Linked DNA regions of Homo sapiens: region 2 is linked to region 1. Evidence: chromatin loops called from intact Hi-C (ENCODE). Cell type or tissue: endothelial cell of umbilical vein. All regions are shown on one strand. Links, peaks and the distances in the headings refer to the core of each region. The heading gives the core; the rest is flanking DNA. Region 1 overlaps FAM107A (family with sequence similarity 107 member A). Region 2 holds the start of CFAP20DC (CFAP20 domain containing).

Region 1 (8,330 bases), core at 100-8,099:
AAATTGAAGAGGAAGTCTACCTGGGCTTCTGGGAAAGCTTTTCCAATAAAAGACACAGGCATGGCTAACACCTCCCTGGGCCTCTTCTTCCTACCTTGATTGAGGGTGTGATGCCTGGAGCCACAGCAGCCACTTTGCTACCATGACAAAAAGGCCAAGAGAATCACAGAGTCATTGACCCTATCATTATTTCACCAAGCCAATACCAGCCGCCATCCTTCTCCAGAATTCTTGTAAATAAAATAAATCCCTCTTTGTTTAAACCATTGTTGGTCAGTCTCTGTTACTTGCAACCAAAATCATCCCTAACTGACACAGAAGGCCAGTCCCTGCCTGTCCAAAATTACCTGCAGGCTGTGCTAAAAATCCAGATTCAACTTTCCCATCAGAAGCCTATTGGATCAGGATCCCCAGCTGCAATGCCTGGGATCTGTTTTTCTGCACCTTCCCCATATAGCCTACCTAGCATGAGTCTGAAAACTGGTACTTGGACATGACTAAAGCACACATCATTCAACAAATATTTATCGAGTTCCTGCTCCATGCCAGGATGCATGCCATAGGCTGGGACACAGTAGAGAACAAAGGTGCAGTGCCTCCCCCTCATCTGATGACTGCAGTGGTCTCCTCCCAACTGGTCTCCCCTACTGGCCTTGTCCCTACACCCTGTTCTCAACAGAGGAGCCAAAATGATCTTCCTCCAGTCTAAGGCAGAACTTGCGACTCTGCACAGAGCCCTCCCTGGGCTCCCAGTGGAGTCTCTCCTGCATTCCAGGTGGTCCTGCGAGTCCAGCTCCCTCTTAGCCTCCGACCTCCTTCCTGCACTCTCCCACTTGCTCACACAGTCCCAGTTGTGCTGGCCTCCTACCCTCTCCAGGCATGCCCCATCTCCATGCCTTTCCACCTGCTCTTCCCCAGCCAGGAGTATCCTTCCCTCCAAGAGCCTCGCGGCCCACTCCCTTGCTTTCTTCAGGTCTTTTATCACACTTCTTCTAAATGAGGTCCCCTTTAGCCACCCCATCTAAAATCTCAACTTCTGCAGTCTTCCTCTGCCTGCCTTGCCTTCTTTTTCCCCCTTACTGTTTATCACCATTGAACATATTCTATATTTTACTGATTTGTCTCGTGTGTCCCTCCTAATGATAATGTCAGCTCCATGAGGGCAAAGATTCTTGTCTATCTTGTTTACTCTGAATCCCTAGTGCACAAGGCCTAGAGAAGATGCTCAGGAAGTGTTTGTCGAATGAAAGAATGAGAAACCCCTTCTCCCTCTGCAATACACCTAGCCTTCTCCCAGGTCCAGCCCATAGCAACCAGAGAAGGCCCTACCTGCCTCCTTCCTCCACGGTTTCCACCCTGACCCACAGATATCCATTTGCTGGGAAGCCCTCATCTGCCCACTTGGGCATTCATCAATATACCTGGGCCTCACTGGCATCATGCTGGCAGGACCCGCATCAGAGCCGCATGGCTCCTGCACACCACAGGAGTGTCTAGAGAGTCAGATCATCCCTGAAGGCTGATGATGAGGCCATCACTCAAGCCTGGAGACCATGGAGAAGCAAAAGGCTGCTGCAGCAGCTCTGACTTCAGACCTCTCCCTAAACAGGGAGCCAAGACAGCAACCCCCGTTCTTGCGGGGGCCACACTCTCTCGGGTCCTGGTTTGGGTTTGCAGAATGCCCCTGTCAATGGCAAACCAGCACTAAACACAAAACCTGGGAGAGAGGGCTGACCTTAGGATGTGAAGGGACCCTCCAACCCTGGTCCTGCAGCGTGTGTGTCACAAGAGTCCTCACACCACAGGAGATTTGGCAGGGCAGCCTCACCACACTTGAGATTATACTGACTCCAAACCCTGTGAGGGTGGGACCCTGTCTGATTCTGCTCACCTTTATCCAGGGCCCTGAAAATAGTTAGGCACCCCGGAAAGTTGTGAATGGATGTCAGTAATGATCACTTTCACTCATATCTGTGTGAAGAGACCACCAAACAGGCTTTGTGTGAGCAACAAGGCTATTTATGTCACCTGGGTGCAGGCGGGCTGAGTCCGAAAAGAGAGTCAGCAAAGGGAGATGGGGTGAGGCCATTTTATAAGATTTGGGTAGGTAAAGGAAAATTACAGTCAAAGGAGGGTTGTTCTCTGGCAGGCAGGGGTGGGGGGTCACAAGGTACTCAGCGGAGGAGCTTTTGAGCCAGGATGAGCCAGGAGAAGGAATTTCACAAGGTAAAGTCATCAGTTAAGGGAGGAACAGGCCATTTTCACTTCTTTTGTCATTCCTTAGAGGCCATCTGGATGTATACGTGCAGGTCACAGGGGATACGATGGCTTAGCTTGGGCTCAGAGGTCTGACAGTCACTGCATTTATAGGGGGCCAGCAATGTCAGCACCCATGACAATCAGATGTCTTCCTCCCCACTCTGCAGATGAAGACACCTGGGCTCAGGTAAGTGAAGGGCCTTGCCAGAAGACATAAGGCAATGCCCCAGGAGAGATGTGATTCTCACCCAGAGTGACCTGTCTGCAGAGTCTGCATTCTTTCCACTACAGCCAGGCCTTGCTCCTGGAAAGTGCTCCTAGGAGGCCCCTGCACCAGCCTGACCATGCTCCATGGGATTCAGGGACCTACTTTATCTGCCATTTGTCTGTCTGAACTTGAAATACTTAACCTCTGCACTATAAAAACAGACTCGGCCGAGCGCAGTGGCTCACGCCTGTAATCCCAGCACTTTGGGAGGCTGGGGCGGGTGGATCACCTGAGGTCAGGAGTTCGAGACCAGCCTGGCCAATGTGGTGAAACCTCGTCTCTACTAAAAATACAAAAATTAGCCAGGCATGTGGCACACACCTGTAATCTCAGCTACCCAGGAGGCTGAGGCAGGAGAATCTCTGGAACCCGGGAGGCAGAGGCTGCAGTGAGCCAAGATCTTGCCACTGCACTCCAGCCTGGGCAACAGAGCGAGACTCCATCTCAAAAAAAAAAAGGACTCAGGTCAATGCAGACCTACCTTAGTTCTGGGGTGAGGAATGTCCACTTGCTGCTAAACTCCATCCCCAGATGCCCCAGACGCCTCCACCCACAAATTCAACCAGGATCAGGATCGACTGGGCACGGTGGCTCACACCTGTAATCCCAGCACGTTGGGAGGCCGAGGTGGGCGATCACTTGAGGCCAAGAGTTCAAGACCAGCCCGACCAACATGAAAAAGCCCTGTCTTTACTAAAAATACAAAAATTAGCTGGGCGTGGTGGCACGTGCCTGTAGTCCCAGCTACTTGGTGGCTGAGGCAAGAGAATCGCTTGAGTCCGGGAGGTGGAGGTTGCAGAGATCATACCACTGCATTCCACACTGTGTGAGAGAGACTCCTTCTCCAAAAAAAAAAAAGTCAGAATCTACCATTGTGATGGGATTCCTTGCATTCTTTGCATTCCCATTGCTGAGCAGTAACGTAAACAATTTGATTTTTCAGTGCCTCCAAAGACCCACTAAACCAGTAACCACCTCACTCCTGCTAGTTTCTTGCCTTACAGTGCCCCCACCTGCCAGACTTCAGAAGAACAGAACTAATTGCCTTAATCTCCTTCTGTCTGGATGTCCTAGTCAGCTCAGGCTGCCGTAACAGAACATAGACTGGGTGGCTTAAACAACAGAAATCTATTTTCATTTTCTTTTTCTTTTTCTTTTTTTTTTTTTTTTTTTTTTTGAGACAGTCTTGCTCTGTCGCCCAGGCTGGAGTGCAGTGGCACAATCTCAGCTCATTGCAACCTCCACCTCCCAGGTTCAAGCAATTCTCCTGCCTCAGCCTCCCAAGTAGCTGGGATTACAGGTGCCTGCCACCATGCCCAGCTAATTTTTGTATTTTTAGTATAGATGGGATTTCACCATGTTGCCCAGGCTGGTGTCGAACTCCTGACTTCAGGTGATCCACCTGCTTTGGCCTCCTCAGGTGCTAGAATGACAGGCGTGAGTCACCGTGCCCAGCCAGAAATGTATTTTCTCACAGTTCTGGAGGCTTAGAAGTCTAAGATCAAGGTGCCCTCATGGTTGTTTTCTGGTGAGGGCTGTCTTTCTGGCTTGCAGATGGTCACCTTCTCACTGTGTCCTCACACTGGGCGAGAGGGAGAAGAGAAAGCAAGCTCTCTGGTGTCTTTTTTATAAGGACACTAATCTCATCATGAAGGCCCCATCCTCATGACCTCAACTAACCCTGATTACCTCCAAAGGCCCCATCTCCAAATACCATGCCACTGGGGATGAGGGTTTGACATATGAATAAGGGGGAGACAAATCTTCAGTCCACAGCAAGGAGATGTTTTGAGTTGATTTTTGGCTGACACTCATCCAGAGAGGAGGACATGGGGCTGGGCTTGTTTTCCAAAGCTAGCCCTTTCATTACATGTACTCGTCTACTTCCTAGAAAGGACCTTATAGAGAGATGAGCAGGACTGCCCAATGAGGAACACCAGTCATGTTCCCAGGTTGCCTGGCAATAGCTAAGTGAGCCAGGGCTCCCTCCTCCAAGGAAGGGTTTCCCATGGGATCAGGGCACCTAAGCTCAACCTTCCCATTGTCCAAGATAAAACGCTCACTCCTCCTGCAAAGCCAACCTCAGGCATGCCCCGTAGAGGGAGAGAGCTGTGGGGGCACAGGCAGACTGGCATATCCAGGGATGCTGAAAACACTCCCCTCAACACAAACACCAGCCAGCCCTCTGCCCCCAAGTCAGTCACTTGTGTTCGTCTTAATCATTAAGCCACAGCCTGGGGCAACTGTAAATTATGAGTGTTGGTTCGGGGTTCTTGATTTTTTTTTTTTTTTTTTTTTTTTTTTGAGACAAGTTCTCACTCTGCTGCCTAGGCTGGAGATCAGTGGAACGATCATGACTCACTGTAACCTCCAACTCCTAGGCTCAACCAATCCTCCTGCCTCAGCCTCCCAAGTAGCTGGAACTACAGGTGCACACCACCACATCCAGCTAACTTTTTTTCTTTTTTCTTTTTTTTTAGAGATAGGAGTCTTGTGATGTTGCCTAGGCTGGTCTCAAACTCCTGGGCACAAGCGATCCTCCCACCTTAGCCTCCCCAAAGTGCTGGGATTACAGGCGAGAGCCACCATGCCAGCCTGATTAAAGGGTGATCACAGAGTAAAAGAAGGGCTTTGTAATGGGAAGATGGGAAACAGAAAATTATTTCAGAATTCCAGTTTGTTTTGGTTTTTGTTTTGTTTTTTTGTGACAAAGTCTCACTCTGTTGCCCAGGCTAGAATGCAGCTGCAACCTCCACCTCCCAAGTTCAAGCAATTCTCGTGCCTCAGCCTGCCGAGTAGTTGGGATTACAGGCATGTGCCACCATGCCCAGCTAATTTTTGTATTTTTAGTAGAGATGGGGTTTTGCCATGTTGGCCAGGTTGGTCTCGAACTCCTGACCTCAAGTGATTCGCCCACCTCGGCCTCCCAAAGTGCTGGGATTACAGGCGCGAGCCACTGTGCCTGGTCCAGAACCCCAATTTGAAGAGAATTAGCATGACTGAGTAAAACAAAGAAGGCCTGAGCCTCCCAGAAGGCAAGGCAGAAAAGGAAATCCAATCTTTATCTATAAACATAGAAGGAGTCATAGAAAGCAGAACAATTCAGTGATTTTCAAATTTTGCTTCATGGGGGAAGTGAGGAGTGACACCAAGCCATTTATAATCTCCTTGCCCTCATCACCACTTTTCTCAACTTTAATTAGAGCAGCTCAATGTTTGTTTCCATGTATTTCCATTTAAACACAGATCCCATGGCCAAAAAAAGACAAAAACCAGGCTGGACACACTGGCTCATGCCTGTAATCCCAACACTTTGGGAGGCCGAGGCAGGCAGATCATGAGGTCAGGAGATCAAGACCATCCTGGCCAACATGGTGAAACCCTGTCTCTACTAAAATGCGAAAAACTAGCGGGCGCGGTGGCAGGCGCCTGTAGTCCCAGCTACTCAGGAGGCTGAGGCAGGGGAATCGCTTGAACGCGGGAGGCAGAGCTTGCAGTGAGCCAAGATCATGCCACTACACCCCAGCCTGGTGACAGAGCGAGACTCCGTCTCAAAAAAAAAAAAAAAAAAAAAAAAAAGACAAAAACCAGAAAAATTCCAAAACCTAGCTTCAAATCCTGTCTCGACCATCCACTAGCAACAATTTTAGGAAAAACTGCACTTCAGTTTCCTAAACTGTAAAACAGATGTCAAAGTACTTACTCCACAGGGTCTTCCGAATTAAATGAGAGTTTGTTTGTAAAGCAATGAGGCCTAGGCCTGGAATATAGTAAGAACTCAACCTATAGTGGCTGTCAAAGGATATGTCCCCCCAAAGTATCCTCTTTGACGTAAAATTATTTTTGAGTTGAAGGCAATTAAGAAGCAGCAAACACAGGAAAACTCCCTCCACCCTCCCCCTTATCTGCCTAGAGGCAGGATATAAATTCACCTTTACTGGAGACAACTCTAGACTCCTAAGAGCTCAGAGATGGCACCAGAGGAATCTGCAAGGAAACCTCACTCCAGTGGTTTCCTCCCATATATTTACCTTCCTGAGCTTCCAGCTGTTGGAAGCCTAAAACTGCTTACCTTTGTCCTGTCATTTCTCCACAGATTTATTGTTCTTTGTTGAAGAGGTTACATAAGCCAGAGTTCTAAGCTACTGCTTTGAGTTACTTTTCACTGAAGTTGCGGCCACGTGATATGCATTGCACGCGTCACTAAACTGTTTTTCTCGTCAATCTGTCTTGTTACAGGGGTCCGTCCCAACTAAGAACTCATGAGGATTGAGGAAAAATTCTTTTCCTAGCTGTAGCAAAAATTATTTTGCTCCACTGTTATTAGCAATCATGCAGGCTTGCCAGAAAAGAAAAACTTCTTTTTAACATAAAATGCCAAGAGGAATCAGAGCTCAAATCTGCCCGAGAAAGGACATTAATTACATAATGTTCTGTTTTCAAAACAGCATTTTTATGGGAAAGGCAGGAACATTCTTCCTGTGATTCTATATTGCTAAAATCCCAGGTGAACTGCTCAGCTCTGGTCCTGCTGGGGCAGTGGGGTGGGGAGACAAGAGCTAATTCTATGGCCCAGACCTGGATTCAAGCCCCAGCTCTGCCACTTATTTGTCACAAGCCTGGGCAACTTGCTGAACCTCATTTTCCATTTTAAACATCTGTGACAAGGGTAATGAGAGCGCACTCATTGAACATCTAGTGCCTGTGCCAGGAACTGTGCTCAGCACTTTATATGAATTCTCTCATTTAATCCCCAAGACTGTCATTACCCCCATTTTATCTGAACCCACATCTGTCTGGCTTTATTATCCTGGCAGCACTCGCTGGTGGAGGCTGCAGGAGGATGTTTTGCAAAGCACCCACATTCAAGCTTTCCCATCTGTCACCAGAAATATTCTGCAAGCATGCTGAGGCCAAACAGCCTTCCCCCTTCCTCCTTCCCTGCCGGCAGGCAGCCCCGCCTTTACCAATCTGGCAGAGTAGGCCCCTGGGACAAGAATCCCAGCCCCATCTCACTCACGGCTCTTAGAAAAGACAGTGGCTGGCCAGGCGTGGTGGCTCACACCTATAATCCCAGCACTTTGGGAGGCCAAGCAGGTGGATCGCCTGAGGTCAGAAGCTCGAGACCAGCCTGTCTAACATAGTGAAACGCCATCTCTACTAAAAACACAAAAATTAGCCAGGCATGGTGATGGGTGTCTGAAATCCCAGCTACTCAGGAGGCTGAAGCAGGAGAATTGCTTGAACCCAAGAGGCGGAGGTTGCAGTGAGCTGAGATCGTGCCACTGCACTCCAGCCTGGGTGACAGAGCAAGACTCCATCTCAAAAAAAAAAAAAAAGAAGAAGAAAGAAAAAGAAAAAAAGAAAAGACAGTGGCCAAATGGGGCACAGAAGTCCACATCTCTGCCCTTAGCTCAGGAAACTGGGGGAAGGAGAGAGATATGTGTTGAGGATGGTTATGTGTCCAGCAGTTTCTGGGACATTTACACCAGTGCCTAGTGCAGGGCTGGACACATTTCAAGGATGGCACTTCCTTCTCCCTCCCTCGCTCTCTCTTTTATGGATATCTTGACAAAGTGACACAGCACGATTATTAACAGCTTAGGCTACAAATTCGCGCAGACTTTAGATTCTTGGGAAAGGTAGGGGATCCAGCTCTGGCACCCCCACAGCTGGTGACCCGGGACAAGTGACTTAACATCTCTGAGTTCCTCATCTGTCAAATGGTAGTTCCAAGAGTACCAGCCTCAAAGATTGTTAGAGGACTTAGTTAACAAGCATAAAGTACTTGGCAAGCACCAAG
Region 2 (8,330 bases), core at 242-8,241, 490 kb before region 1:
GAGTGAAATTCACAATAACCATTCAGTTTGCTTCCTAAGAATAAAAACACAAAATTCTAGATTTACTGGTGTTAATGCCCCCCAGCCAAAGAACATCAGGGATATATCAGTAGTTGAAGAAGCTGGGTTCATTACTCATTGCAACAAGGAAGAAAATACACCATTGGGGAACCTTGGGTATGCTAGTAAGAGGATGTTAGAACTTACTATAGGATTTGGGCTTATGTTAGCTGATTTAGGGGAGGGTTTAGGGAAGTAGAGCTTTGCTCTGGATTGGATCCTGTCAGGAACCAAGAGTATTTCAATGATTGGGAATATTAATAAATCTTATATATAAGACAGGAAGAATGAAGTAAGGCTTAGCTATAATTGGTAAAGAAGCAGCAGTCACTCATATTAACCACGATAGGGAAATGTTTAGTCATCTTTTTGATTTGGACCATATTCATGTTTTTATCTTGATTCATCATGGTCACAGAGTGGTTTTGTATGATGTTGATATTCTGTGAAACTGTTGGTGTTCAGTAACAATAGCAACAACAAAACACCAAAACCTAGCTGTGAGTGTCAGGCCAGCTTCCAGATGTCTTTGCTTCACTGGTGACATTAGCGAAAGCAGTTACATTCTAATTTCAACAACTTCAAACATGGCAGGTATTCTTTGGCAATAGTGGTAACAATGGCAACTAAGTGGAATCCCTCATAAAAATGTTTGGTCTGAGAAAAAAATGCAGTTAAGTAATCACTTCTGAAGTGATTCCTGGCTACTTAGTATCCTCTTAAAGATCCTGGAAATACACAGGCATCCAATAACATTGGATTTCCTGTTACTAAGCAGGTAAGAGCTTAAAAAATCCAGGCTTGAATATTAAGAGTTAATGAGGCTGGGCGCGGTGGCTCATGCCTGTAATCCCAGCACTTTGGGAGGCTGAGGTGGGCAGATCACGAGGTCAGGAGATCGAGACCATCCTGGCTAACACGGTGAAAACCCGTCGCTACTAAATATACAAAAAATTAGCCAGGCGTAGTGGCGGGCGTCTGTATTCCCAGCTACTCGGGAGGCTGAGGCAGGAGAATGGCGTGAACCCAGGGGGTGGAGCTTGCAGTGAGCCGAGATCGCTGCACTGCACTCCAGCCTGGGCGACAGAGCCACACTCCGTCTCAAAAAAAAAAAAAAAAAAGGAGTTAATGTAAATCCTGGGATAATGAAAAGGGCCTATGATATTTGAATTACACATATGTACATCAAATCATTTAAAGAATGTTAGCGAACCTTTCTTTCATATTAAATTATTCATGTATAGTTAGAGTTTTTAAAAAATATGTCTGGTGTCTGTTATTTGTAAAAAAAAAAAAAAAATCATTATAGTAGATATCTCCTTTTGGCTGCCCAATATCCATCTTCCTCCTTCCCTAGAAGAGGACCCAGAGTTTCCTTTGGGAAACAATCCTTCCCCATTCCTAGTTACATGTTTGGGTGGTACCCCATTCCCAGCCAATCAATATATCTCATCTCCTTGTTTGCCGGGACTGGTTTAAGAATAAGCACTTAATCTAGCCTTAAGCTTATTTATCTGACCAAAGTGTTTATTTCAGAGATAGGCATATCCCCTGAACTGATCCAAATGAAGGTAAACTTCAGGACTTTAGCCCCAAATGCTCTATTTAGCGATATCAGAATGTAAAATTGAGAATGCTATAGCCATTTTGTAAACCTAAAGAGAGCCAGCCTAACGACTGAGGCAACCTAGAGGAAGCAGTGTGGAGAAAGGAAACCTGATGATGTTTCTGACCTCTAGATGCAGCTGGATCTACTCTAGGTTGTTAAGAAATCAATGCCAAGTCCAATGTCATTAAGTTTTCCCCTTATGTTTTCTTATAAGAGTTTTATAATTTTAGGTCTTATGTCTTTGATTCATTTTGAGTTAATTCATGTATATACATTTAAAAAGTAAAGCAAGAGTCCAATTTCATTCTTTCTCATGTAAACATCTAGTTTTCTACAGCCCTTTTATCACAAATCAACACTAACTGGCTTTAGGTTAGAGAAAGTTATCCAAGAAAAACTTGCTACTTAGATCTAACTTGTCTGTTAAAAACCTTGATCATTTATGTCATTGTAAAACAAATTAATACTAAATATCCACTCAATAAATGTATTCCTTTCAAAGATGCATTTGGCAAACGGTCGTTTTTCTAAACCTAAGTGCTTGCTATGTAAAGCTACTTTATTTAGGAAAGTATTCATACCTAATTATCAAACTACTGGGATAGTTTTTTTGTTTTGTCTTGTTTTCCTGAGAAAGCTTTCAAGTGGTTTTGGAAATTTTAAAATGATGCATGACTTTTGAAGTACTTGGTCATCTATAGGTACAGGCAAGAAATAGTCCCCATAGGATCTCATGGACCTGAGAAGGGGGAAAAACCCATTTGAGGAGAAAATCTAAAAACAGTAAAGCCCTCAAAAACTTTCACCATTCCATACTTTCTGGAAAAAAGAAGACACTACTATTTTCAAATCACCTGTCAAATGAATAACTTTGGTATCATTAATTTTTCTTGCTTAAAACTATAAAATAGGCCCAGTTTCAAAACTTTCCTATCAACTCAACATTATCATTCATAAAGCTATTCCATAATGTATAAAAAATTAACCCTTCAAGTATTAAACATTTCTAGATTACTGTGTAGCAAATTCTCATGAAACAGATATCTTATTTCTTCCCATTAGCCAAATAATTAGATTATGTACTGTAATCAAAATATAAACTACAACAATATTGTGGTAAATACAGTACATTCTTAGTTCAAAAGATATTATTTCTCGTCAAATTGATAATCATACTCATCTAAGTGGAATGGCTATATTGGCATACGAAGACTGCCACTCTTTAAAAACTGTTTCTAGTCTATTCCATTTTAAATACTATCCAATATCCTTTAATATTAATATACCAACAAATTATTTTTTTCAATCACTTTCTTTGTAGAACAAAGACAAGCACTTTACAGCTTGTAAAGTGACTAATCTTAAAGTTATCAAATTAAGTTAAGCAATTTAACGCAATTACTAAATGTACCAACTTCTTAAAAAATTGTAGCAATTAAAGAAATTGTTTCACTGTCTTTTATAGGGAACATAAATAACTTGGTTTATCTTTTATAATGAACATAAATAACTTGGTTTAAGCCAAGTTGTTTGGGCAGGCTGGCTTTTTTCTTTTTTTTTCTTTTTTTCAGAATTCTGCTAGATATCCTTGAAGTCATAGTCAAATCCAAGTTTTTGTTCATAGCTTGCATTCAATCAAATTGAAGAGTACTTGCTATTGTAAAGTTGGATTTCCACCTTTCTCTGATTTTGAATTCATACTGTTAAAGTACTGCACATTCTTATTTTTGTTTTATTGCTACCATTGTCATTGTTAATGGTGGCTCTCACCATAGGCAAAATACCATTGATAAACTTGGGCAGCTTTCAGATTTGCCCATTTCCTGGACAAGCAGTATATCATACTTGCTAATGAAAATCCAACTCTGAGTCTCCTGAACTTGTTAGAAATTAGGACGGTCAGATGACAATGTTTGGCTTTGGACTATTACTTTCTCTTTAGGAAGTGAGGACACTGAAATAAATGGACACTGTTTCCTTCTAGTCTTAAGTTGAATAAACAGGTGATCAAAACCAAAAACACCTGAGTAATAAGACTTACTGATTCACTGTAATTATTCATTTTCAATTCTGTAGCTCATTTTTTCATTGACAAATTGAGGTTATTAATTCACCCTTTTAGTTGTAGATAAATGATAAACATATTAACTCATGTAATCATAAGAGGAAGAAAAAAATAAAGTAGGGCAAAGTTGTGGATTTCACTTCAACTATGGTGTCAAAAGACCCTTTTCAGAGACCCAAGTAGATTGTTAGAAGCCTTAAGATGTCCCCTAGATTCTTCCCAGATTTTCATTATACCTTTTGCCATCCTTATTATTAACAGCTGCCCAAAGAAGATATTCACATCAACCCCCGGAGCATGTAAATGTTTCCTTATTTGGAAAAATTGGTCTTTGGAGATGTGATTAAATTATCTTGAAATAAAGAGATTGCCTTGGATTATCAAAGTTGGCCCTAAATACTATTACAACCTCTTTATAAGAGACACACAGGGAAAACACACACAGAAGAGAAGACAATGTGACCACGGAGGTGAGACAGAGACTGGAGAAATGGAGCCACAATTCAAGGGGTGCCAACAGCTGCCAAAAGCTGATGAGGCAAAGAATGGATTCTCCTCTAAAGCCACTAGAGGAGTGTGGCCCTACTGACACTTTGATTTTGGACTTCTGGCCTCCAAATGAAGCCACAATTCAAGGGGTGCCAACAGCTACCAGAAGCTGGATGAGGCAAAGAATGGATCCTCCTCTAAAGCCACTAGGGGGAGTGTGGCCCTACTGATACTTTGATTTTGGACTTCTGGCCTCCAGAACTATGAGAGAATAAATTTCTGTTGTTTTAAGCTACTCCTTTTGAGGTAATGTTACAGCAGCCACAGGAAACTAATATACCCGCCCAATGTTACTCCCTGTGATTGAATTCATGATATTTATCACAAGTTGTAATTATTTGCTATTTTATTTATCATCTGTCTCACTCCCCTGTGTAAGCTCCATGAAGGTAGGGCCATTCACTGCACACCCAGTCTCTTAGCATAGTATTTGAAGTATCTTATGTTCCTAGAAACTGTTAAAAAGAATTAGTGGATAAATGTCCCCCACAGATAAGTCTTGTAAGACAGAGACCATGTCTATTGATCACAATTGTCAAAGCCTCCAGCACAGAGCCTTACAAGAAACTGCTGTTGAACTAAGTTTGCCAGTCTAGAAATCAGGAATTTTGGATTCTAGACACTATACTGCAATGTATAGCTGTGCCATGGCCCCCACCTCTATTTCCTTTCCATCTATTATTTGGCTTAGAATGTTCAAGAAGGTTTGTTCCTTATCTGCTCTTCTTATCCTTGATAAGGAGCAGGTCCAAATATCATTTATTTTCGCGTCCCTTACATAATCCATAATAGTTGGCATATGATACGACAATAAATGTTTGAGGTTTTTGGGTGAAGTGGAATGATTCCAGGCTTTAGACTCAAACATAAATGAAACTCAATATTGCATCCTTGAGTAAATTCCTAATCGACTCTGAATCTCAATCTTCTCAAATGAAAGGAGACTAACCCTTACCTCACAGAATCGTGAACCTGTGAGCCACTCTGCCTATAGCAGGAATTTTATGAGTGGTACCTGATTAGCATTAACCTATGCCATTGACCTAACTCAACCATGAGTGCAGCATCAGATAAGAGTTCCTAACTGGTGCTGTGTCCGGAATCGGTGGGTTCTTGGTCTCACTGACTTCACGAATGAAGCCGCGGACCCTCGCGGTGAGTGTTACAGCTCTTAAGGTGGCGCGTCTGGAGTTTGTTCCTTCTGATGTTCGGATGTGTTCGGAGTTTCTTCCTTCTGGTGGGTTCGTGGTCTCACCGGCTCAGGAGTGAAACTGCAGACCTTCGCGGTGAGTGTTACAGCTCTTAAGGCAGCACGTCTGGAGTTGTTTGTTCCTCCTGGTGGGCTCGTGGTCTCGCTGGCTTCAGGAGAGAAGCTGCAGATCTTCGCGGTGAGTGTTACAGCTCATAAAAGCAGTGTGGACCCAAAGAGTGAGCAGTAGCAAGATTTATTGCAAAGAGTGAAAGAACAAAGCTTCCACAGTGTGGAAGTGGACCCCCAGCTAGTTGCCAATGCTGGCTCGGGCAGCCTGCTTTTATTCTCTTATCTGGCCCCACCCACATCCTGCTGATTGGTAGAGCCCAGTGGCCTGTTTTGTCAGGGCGCTGATTGGTGCGTTTACAATCCCTGAGCTAGACACGAAGGTTCTCCACGTCCCCATCAGATTAGCTGGATACAGAGTTTGGACACACAGGTTCTCCAAGGCCCCACCAGAGCAGCTAGACACAGAGTGTCAATTGGTGTACTCACAAACCTTGAGCTAAACACAGGGTGCTGATTGGTTATTTACAATCCCTGAGCTAGACGTAAAGACTCTCCACCTCCCCACCAGACTCAGGAGCCCAGCTGGCTTCACCTAGTGGATCCCGCACTGGGGCCGCAGGTGGAGCTGCCTGCCAGTCCCGCACCGTGCGCTCACACTACTCAGCCGTTGGGTGGTCGATGGGACTGGGCGCCGTGGAGCAGGGGGCGGCGCTCATCGGGGAGGCTCGGGCTGCACAGGAACACACGGAGTGGGTGGGAGGCTCAGGCATGGCGGGCTGCAGGTTCTGAGCCCTGCCCCGCGGGAAGGCAGCTAAGGCCTGGCGAGAAATCGAGCACAGTGCCGGTGGGCCAGCACGCTGGGGGACCCAGTAGACCCTCTGCAGCCACTGGCCCGGGTGCTAAGTCCCTCATTGCCCGGGGCCAGCAGGGCTGGCCGGCTGCTCCGAGTGCGGGGCCTGCCAAGTCCACGCCCACCCGGAACTCCAGCTGGCCTGCAAGCGCGGCACGTAGCCCGGGTTCCCGCTCGCGCCTCTCCCTCCACACCTCCCTGCAAGCTGAGGGAGTGGGCTCCAGCCTTGGCCAACCCAGAAAGGGGCTCCCACAGTGCAGTGGGGGGCTGAAGGGCTCCTCAAATGCCGCCAAAGTGGGAGCCCAGGCAGGGGAGGTGCCGAGAGCAAGCGAGGGCTCTGAGGACTGCCAGCATGCTGTCACCTCTCAGTGCCATATGACTTTGGCCAAGCCATTTAACCTTTCTGAGCCACAGTTCCTTAGCCAAAAATTGGCAATAGTACCTTCCATGTAAGAAGTGGCTCTGATCTAGAAACTAAATAAAGTAACTTAATAGTTACACTTAAGCCAGTGCTAGTCTCAATAAGTTATTATTTTCTACAAAAAAATCTTGGCTTCCTAGGGTCTTCTGAAACAATGAAAGGGTCCAGCAGACCCTCTTACTGCCTCAACGAACCCAAATTTGGGAACCTTCTAAGCAAAGGCCGCGTGAGGGTTCCATGAGTCCATGACTGTATCCCTCAGGAACCTACCAGTTATCTGTTTACCACGAGGAGAGACCAAACCGATGTGACAGTACTCTAGAAGAGTCCAGTACCTGGTATAGCCCTAATCCACGCTGAGTTTAGCCTTTTTAGTCGGCAGAGGTCATGACCTAAGTAAGGAGCGTGCTGCTCACCGTTTGGACCGCCCACCATTTCTCCAGGAGTCCCGCGGTTGCCTGGGCAACGCTACGTCACCGCGTATCCTCCCGTGCCCGTCGGCGAGAAGCCTAGAGAGCGCAACGCGCAGGCGCCCAGTGGGAACCAATGGGCGCGGCCGGAACGCGGGTGGCGCTCGGCGCTGCTCTTTCGCGGTTTGATTCTGGGGTGGGGCGGCAGCGGGAGCGCGCCCGCTTTTCCTAGGCCAGCGGGCGGTTGTCTGTGGCTCCGCGACTGGGCGCCCCGTCACGTAGGTTACACACACAATCACTCCCCAGGGACGGCCCGGAGTCCGTCCAGGCAGCTGCGCCCTCCCCAGACCCGGGCACCGCGGAGGCTGGAGCCGCAATGGTGCTGATGGAGGGCGGGAGATGGAGCTGACCAGGGGCCGGAGGGGCTGAGAAGAGCCTGCCCAAGTCTGGGCCAAGCACGAAGCCCTTTCCCACCCGTCGGGCTCCTGGGTTCCCGCCAGCCGATTTCCAGCCGTCAGGGTCACGCCACTCGCTGGAAACCCTGAACTCTGTGCCCCCCAAGCCCTGGGCCCCCTGCGGGAATGTTCAAAAATGAGTACCAGGTAACCCGAAACGGTTCTCCAACCTGTCTATACCTTTCTCCTCTTGGGTGAGGTAGTCCGTGATCGGGGTGAGGATAAAGTGCACCCTCTATCCCCATAATAAGGTCTTTTTCAGGGGTAAGACAGAATTAATGGGTGAATGCTGTTGACCCAGAGAGAAGGAAAAATTTACCAATGTCTAGGCGTATGATTTGGCTTTTGTTCACTCTCCAACTCAGTGTTTCTTAAGATGAATTAATTGTCTGTGATTCTACCTAAAATGGAGATCTTAAGCCCCACTGAAACCTCCTGAATCAGAATCTTGAGGGCAGGGCCCAGAAATCTTGAGTTTTAACAAAGCGCTTTGGAGACTCAGTATTCATGCAACACTGGTATCTCAGAAGCGATTTAGAAGAGTGAATGAGTGAATGCATGCATTGTTACATCAAGAAAGAAAATAAGCACTTTGGCTATGTGCTGTTTTATTTTTACAGAACTGGGAGTCAGTGAATCTCAGACGTTGG

What was found. A loop is a pair of places that touch in the nucleus more often than their neighbours do. Peaks named below come from ENCODE experiments on the same cell type or tissue, not always from the same donor. Only the 100,000 strongest peaks of a DNase experiment are listed, where the experiment ranks them.
Region 2: a loop joins it to region 1, with 11 times the contacts of the local background. A loop is called at or near these places in 9 of 110 quality-filtered maps.

Annotation. Positions count from the first base shown.
Region 1 is chr3:58,556,050-58,564,379 of GRCh38, reverse strand. It overlaps FAM107A (family with sequence similarity 107 member A), which reads left to right. Exons shown (of 4, transcript NM_001076778.3): 4 at 1-263. All of the region lies in intron 1 of LOC107984079 (a long non-coding RNA gene), which reads right to left. Among named protein-coding and RNA genes, the nearest start is that of FAM107A, 17 kb to the left of the region's middle. RefSeq lists enhancers at 1,083-2,083, 2,084-2,584, 2,585-3,085, 3,086-4,086. In endothelial cell of umbilical vein, for the core only: a CTCF peak has its summit at 3,538; a DNase peak (open chromatin) is centred at 3,459; H3K27ac peaks cover 1,447 bases.
Region 2 is chr3:59,049,108-59,057,437 of GRCh38, reverse strand. It overlaps CFAP20DC (CFAP20 domain containing), which reads left to right and starts at 7,413. Exons shown (of 17, transcript NM_001394063.1): 1 at 7,413-7,827. The coding sequence starts at 7,807. In endothelial cell of umbilical vein, for the core only: a CTCF peak has its summit at 4,415; DNase peaks (open chromatin) are centred at 4,447 and 7,317; H3K4me3 peaks cover 910 bases; H3K27ac peaks cover 1,020 bases.